Linked DNA regions of Homo sapiens: region 2 is linked to region 1. A link is a loop called in an ENCODE intact Hi-C map of the cell type or tissue named here. Cell type or tissue: Caco-2. All regions are shown on one strand. Links, peaks and the distances in the headings refer to the core of each region. The heading gives the core; the rest is flanking DNA. Region 1 overlaps LINC02066 (long intergenic non-protein coding RNA 2066). Region 2 overlaps IGSF10 (immunoglobulin superfamily member 10).

Region 1 (2,920 bases), core at 110-2,609:
GAAAACATCAAAATAATTTTTTTTTATAGGGGAGGGAACACCATCTTCAGTAATTTAGAGAAATGACCATGTTTTCTATGTCTGTCTTGGGACACACACCTGCTGAATAGTGAAGGACCACGAAAGAAAATAGATGCTACATCAGACTGGAAGAAAGATACATTTCTCTCCCAAAAGGAGCGTCATGGCCCCATATGGCATATCCAACAATTCTTTGATTAGGAAAATAAGCTATAAGGGCATGGGCAAGCCATGAAGACAAAAAGAGTCACAGATTGACATTGCAAAATGGTGGAACAGAGCCAAAGAAGCAACCTTGCTGACCCGCCATTTTGTTTTTTTTCTCAGTGGGCCTCTCAGCTGACGAAGATGAGCAGAGGGAAAGCAGGGTGGGGTGGAGTGGGAAAAAGGGGAGAGAATGGACAGCCTGTGCCTTAGAAAGGTTTTGTTGTGTACATACACCAACCTCCTAAATAGGGGGCTACTCCCAGCATAAAGGAAGTAAAACATTTGGTGAGAGTATTTGCAACTACACATCTGAGTATTAAACTAAGAACTATTTTTATAATTTTTATTAAGTACATAAAAAGACTTAGTTTAGAATTAACTGCTGTAATTGAGAACTGGCTGACTTACAAGTAGCCTCTGGAGAATGCTGCTTCTCAAGGCTGTTAAGTGATATTTTTCTGATGTAAGCAAGTTTAGGGGTAACATGGAAGGAGCCATAAACAAGGTGACTTAATCATCCTGGTTTTCCCAGGATTCCCCAGGTTTTAGCACTGAGAGTTCTGCATCCTGGAAAACTCCTCAATTCTGGGAAAATGAGAATGGTTGGTCACCTAGGGAAGGAACCACAATTCCTCCAAGATTCCTCAGTGAAGGGGGTCCTAAAGATAGGATTCTAACTATCGTTTGGGCACTGCATCTGGAAAACAATCAAGAATACAGGTTGCGGAGAGTTGAGGTGTGGGTAAATGATCAGAAACACCAAGGTGGCAGTAATCTGTAACCTTACTGAGCCCTTTACCACTGGTAGGCAATTCGGGCCCTGAGAAGCCTCATACCTACAGTAAAATGATTACTTGATTTCTAAGTAGCTTTGTAAGTAGGATCCTGTTGCTCAAAAGAAGCAACAATGACATAAGGAACTAGAGAAGGCTACAGTTCTCTGATCAGGGTCCAGAAAGCCAGCTGTCACATTCCTGTGTGGTAGCAGGGGAAAGTCTGGCAATGAAAACAGTGAGCTTTATTGAATTGTCCAAAAATATCATGGCTCGTGTGACTAATTTTATTGTTCCATTAGCTGCTTTTCTAGAATTCTCCTCTGGAGAAGTATTAGCCATCATTAAATAAAGGAAGTCCTGCTGCTACTCTCCTGTGGCACACGATGTGGAGCAACTCACATGAGTGACTGAAGTCCATGCACCTGTTTATTCACTGTCAAGGGCTCAGCCATAACTGTAAATCACAAATGTGTGATGACACTAATTAACTCACTTGTGTGCTTTCTTCAGCACGTGGCAATCCAGGGAGAAAGGGTTGTTCTGTGGGCCCTGGTTTGAGGGTTGGCGGTAGTTGTGAGAAAGTGCTTGAGGAGTTACTGAGAAGGAGGTTAAAATGATTAACTAGAGAGTTCTGGGTGGATAGAGAAAGACAGGAGAGAGCCAAGAAAATGGGAGTGCAGATAACAATCAAAGCTACAATGAGATGAAAGAGCAAGTAAAGTGGGTCAAAAGTTATGATCAAAGGATGGAATGTCAAAGTTCAAGATTTCAGAGATAAAACAATTACAGTTAATTGAAGGTCCAGAGTATTGGCATAAAAGTGGGTTGCTAAAATGAGGTGAAGAAAATGTCCTTGAAATGAATGACTGAAGGAATTCCTAGAGGGCTGGATAGGTCAATGTGGACACTGAAGTTTGCCCAGAATTATGTCATGAGTTGCAATGAGCCATGGGGAGCCCCATGGGATTGGGAGAGCCCGTTAAGACAGGCCTATCCATGCCACATATCCTCACTGTGGTTCACAGCTCTTATCAGAGCAACCCTTTGTTTTCTATTTGGGGAAGTAACAGACAGATTTGTACAGGGAACCTAAATTTGGGTTCAAATCATATTACAGTAATGTAGTGCTCAGAAAACTGCATTCATATCCTAAATTCTGAAAAAATTACTACAACACAATGCGGAAGCTTTCTTGGCTTTGGGATGATTGAGCAAAGGCCTCAGGGATACCATAGCTGAAGAATTTCTAAGCTGCTTAAATATCAACAAACCTGATCTTGAAGTGAAGCCGGTCACTTCAACTATAGGATAAAAGGCAAGTTTATGGAAGAAATGACTGAATGATCACCGTGAGAACAGCTTGGATGCAAAAGGCAGAATATTTCATGAGCGAGAGAGATTGAGAGAGGGGGAGAGAGAGAGAGAGTGTGTGTGTGTGTGTGTGTGTGTGTGTGTGTGTGTGTGTGTGTGTTGTTCTACCATTGTTAACATGAGCTGGGGAGCTAGGGAGTGGGGAAGGGAAGCAAATTGTCTCTACTTGAACTTTGCTCTCCCAACTTTTTCCCTGACTATGACTGGTTGTCCATATAGCTGACTTCTCCTTAAGTTTTCTACCACTCATCTTGTTTCATGCAATTTGTTCATATTTCCCATTATGCCCTCTATATAAACCTTAACCCAAATTGCAGACATTAAAATGAGGCTTTTTTTCCAGAAACTGAGAATCATTGTAACTACTTTCAAGAAAAATTAATAAGAACAGTAAACATATATATAAACATATATATATATACATATATACACACACACTATGCACCAACCTCTGTTCTAAGTACTTTATATTCATTCATTTACCTAATCCTCACAATAAACTCATGAGATACATATTATAATTATCCTTATTCTATCTATTTGGA
Region 2 (2,920 bases), core at 177-2,676, 200 kb after region 1:
CTGGGAATTTGTTGAATCAGGAGCTCTGATTTTGTTTTAATAAGCAATCTGTTCTTAAAAGCCCTCCAGGTGATTTTGTTGCTAAAATTTGACACTTGTGTTCAAACTTAATTATTTATGTTAGCTGGGAAGTTTTTTAAAGAGTGGGTTTCTACATCCTTGGCGAGACCTATTGAAGCAGAATTTCAGGAAACCAAAGCCGGGGAATATGCATCTTAAACTCGACCCATGTAATTCTAATGCAGCTGATGAGGGATCTTCATTGAGAACCCAGTTAGAACAGTGGTTCTTTGCTGCACATGGAAACCTTTAATCCGGAAAATTCTAAGAATCCTGATGCCCAAGCCATGCTGCACACATATTAAGTCAAATTCTGGAGGTGAGACTCAGACATCATTATTATTTTAAACTCCACAAGTGTTTTAATGTTTAGCCAAGTTTAAGAACCAATACTTTTAGAAAGCATTAGGAAAGAATGCCAGTATAGCATGGTGGAAAGCGTAAGGCTTGAGAACCAGCCCTGTGACCTAAGGCAAGTTGCTAAATCTCTCTAAATACCAATTTTTCAGCTGTATAGTGAGGGAATTACTTCAAGATTAAACAACCAGTGCAAAGCACCTGGCAGTTTCCCTTCCTTTAGGTGTATTTGTATTGATTTTACTTTGGTTTATATGCCAGAGAACTTCCTTCCATACTTGGGGAAAAAAAAATTTTCTCTAATATTTTACTATAATACTTTCCATACTTACCTTTGCTGGAGAATAACAGTGACTTGATGACTGGGTGTGGTGGTTCACGCCTGTCATTCCAGCACTTTGGGAGACCAAGGCGGGAGGATCGCTGGAACCCAGAAGTTGGAGACCAGCCTTGGCAACACAGTGAGACCCTGTCTCTACAAAAAATAAAAAAATTAGGAGGGCATAGTGGTGTGTGTCTGTAGTCCCAGCTACTCAGAGGTTGAGGTTGGTGGATTGCTTGAACCTGGGAGGTTGAGACTGCAGTGAGCCGTGATCTCACCACTGCACTCTAGCCTGGGCTCCAGAGTGACACCCTGTCTCAAAAAAATATAAAGTAAATAGAAAATAGGAGAGAGAGAAATGACTTGAGGCTGTTTGACTTGGTTAGCACTTATGCTATGAAAACAGTTTTTACTTTCCTCTCGTTTTATCTACCTGCTTAGCCCATGTTGCCCAAAAATAAGAAAGACGTTTTCTCATATAGGTATCCCTGATAGCACTTTTAGCACCAGTTGAGTCTCCACTGGTCTAAAAAAGTAGATTTAGTTTTACCAGGAAAGATCTGCCATCTGGTGGTTAAATTTGGTAATGATAGGCTGTGCAGCCACTGTACATCTGGAGAAAAATGGTATTCCACACAGCTCAATCTAGTGCAAAAACTAGTCACTGTACAGCTGCCCATAGAGGGCAGATGCTGCAACAACCTTCTAAGGAACCTTGCGTTGGTATTCTAACAAAGTAAAATTTATTTTTTTCTAAAACAGTTTCATTTTTGTCACCCAGACTAGAGTGTAGTGGTGTGATCTCGGCTCACTGCAACCCCAGCCTCCTGGGTTCAAGCGATTCTCAAGCCTTAGCCTCCCGAGTAGCTGGGATCACAGGCATGTGCCATCATGCTCAGCTAATTTTTCGTATTTTTAGTAGAGATGGGGTTTTGCCATGTTGGCCAGGCTAGTCTCAAACTCCTGCCCTCAAGTGATCTGCCCACATTGGCCTCCCAAAATGCTGGGATTACAGGTGTGAGCCACTGTGCCCAGCCAAAGTAGAATTTTCTAACCAAATGATTCAGTAATTGTTTTGTTACTAATAACTGTTTAGAAAGTATCATCTGGCATCTTTTCTGAGCAACTGAGTTTACCTATATATATTACAAAATCACCATGTTTGTGGATCCAATTAGTTTACTTGGTATGTGAAATGGTCAAGGAAGTCATGGTGTCTAGAACTCCCATATTTCTAGCATGTGCCTCTTCATTAAGATTTTTTTTAAAAAATTACTATGTAACGGAGATTCATTTGAATTCCATCTGAGAAATACTTACTTGCACTAAATTATACCTGTTCAATTAGATAATTTCATCTTTCAGCAAATGGCTTAGAAGACAATAAGCTGGTAGTAATTTTATTTTTTTATTGCAACAATTTAAAGCTAATCACACATACAAAAACAGGTAACTATGAGGTGATGGACATGCTAGTTAATCGTGGTCATTTCTCTCTCTCTATATATATATATACCTCAAAATGTATGTGTATATATATATATCTCAAAATGTATATATATATATATCTCAAATATGTGTATATATATACACACACACCTCAAAATGTATATATATCTCTCTCAAAATGTCATGTTCTACACCTCAAAGATACACAATTTTCATTGGTCATGCTTCAATAAAGCTGGGGCAGAGGGAGGCAATCCTGAGTAAAACAGTTTCCCTCATTGCTAACAGCTGCACACTCAAATGAATCTCTTTTCTCCTTAGAGTGGGCAGCTGGATCCACGTCTACCCTAATGGATCCCTGTTTATTGGATCAGTAACAGAAAAAGACAGTGGTGTCTACTTGTGTGTGGCAAGAAACAAAATGGGGGATGATCTGATACTGATGCATGTTAGCCTAAGACTGAAACCTGCCAAAATTGACCACAAGCAGTATTTTAGAAAGCAAGTGCTCCATGGGAAAGATTTCCAAGTAGATTGCAAAGCTTCCGGCTCCCCAGTGCCAGAGATATCTTGGAGTTTGCCTGATGGAACCATGATCAACAATGCAATGCAAGCCGATGACAGTGGCCACAGGACTAGGAGATATACCCTTTTCAACAATGGAACTTTATACTTCAACAAAGTTGGGGTAGCGGAGGAAGGAGATTATACTTGCTATGCCCAGAACACCCT

Evidence for each region. Hi-C counts contacts between places; a loop is a spot of excess contacts. Peaks named below come from ENCODE experiments on the same cell type or tissue, not always from the same donor. Only the 100,000 strongest peaks of a DNase experiment are listed, where the experiment ranks them.
Region 2: it touches region 1 in a loop (10-fold over the local background); 1 of 110 quality-filtered maps calls a loop at or near these places.

Annotation. Positions count from the first base shown.
Region 1 is chr3:151,637,809-151,640,728 of GRCh38, reverse strand. All of the region lies in intron 3 of LINC02066 (long intergenic non-protein coding RNA 2066), which reads right to left. Among named protein-coding and RNA genes, the nearest start is that of MIR5186, 73 kb to the right of the region's middle. In Caco-2, for the core only: no CTCF peak of the experiment used is centred there; DNase peaks (open chromatin) are centred at 1,518 and 1,968.
Region 2 is chr3:151,438,187-151,441,106 of GRCh38, reverse strand. It overlaps IGSF10 (immunoglobulin superfamily member 10), which reads left to right. Exons shown (of 8, transcript NM_178822.5): 8 at 2,510-2,920. Among named protein-coding and RNA genes, the nearest start is that of IGSF10, 21 kb to the left of the region's middle. In Caco-2, for the core only: CTCF peaks have their summits at 1,120 and 1,322 (motif pointing left); no DNase peak of the experiment used is centred there.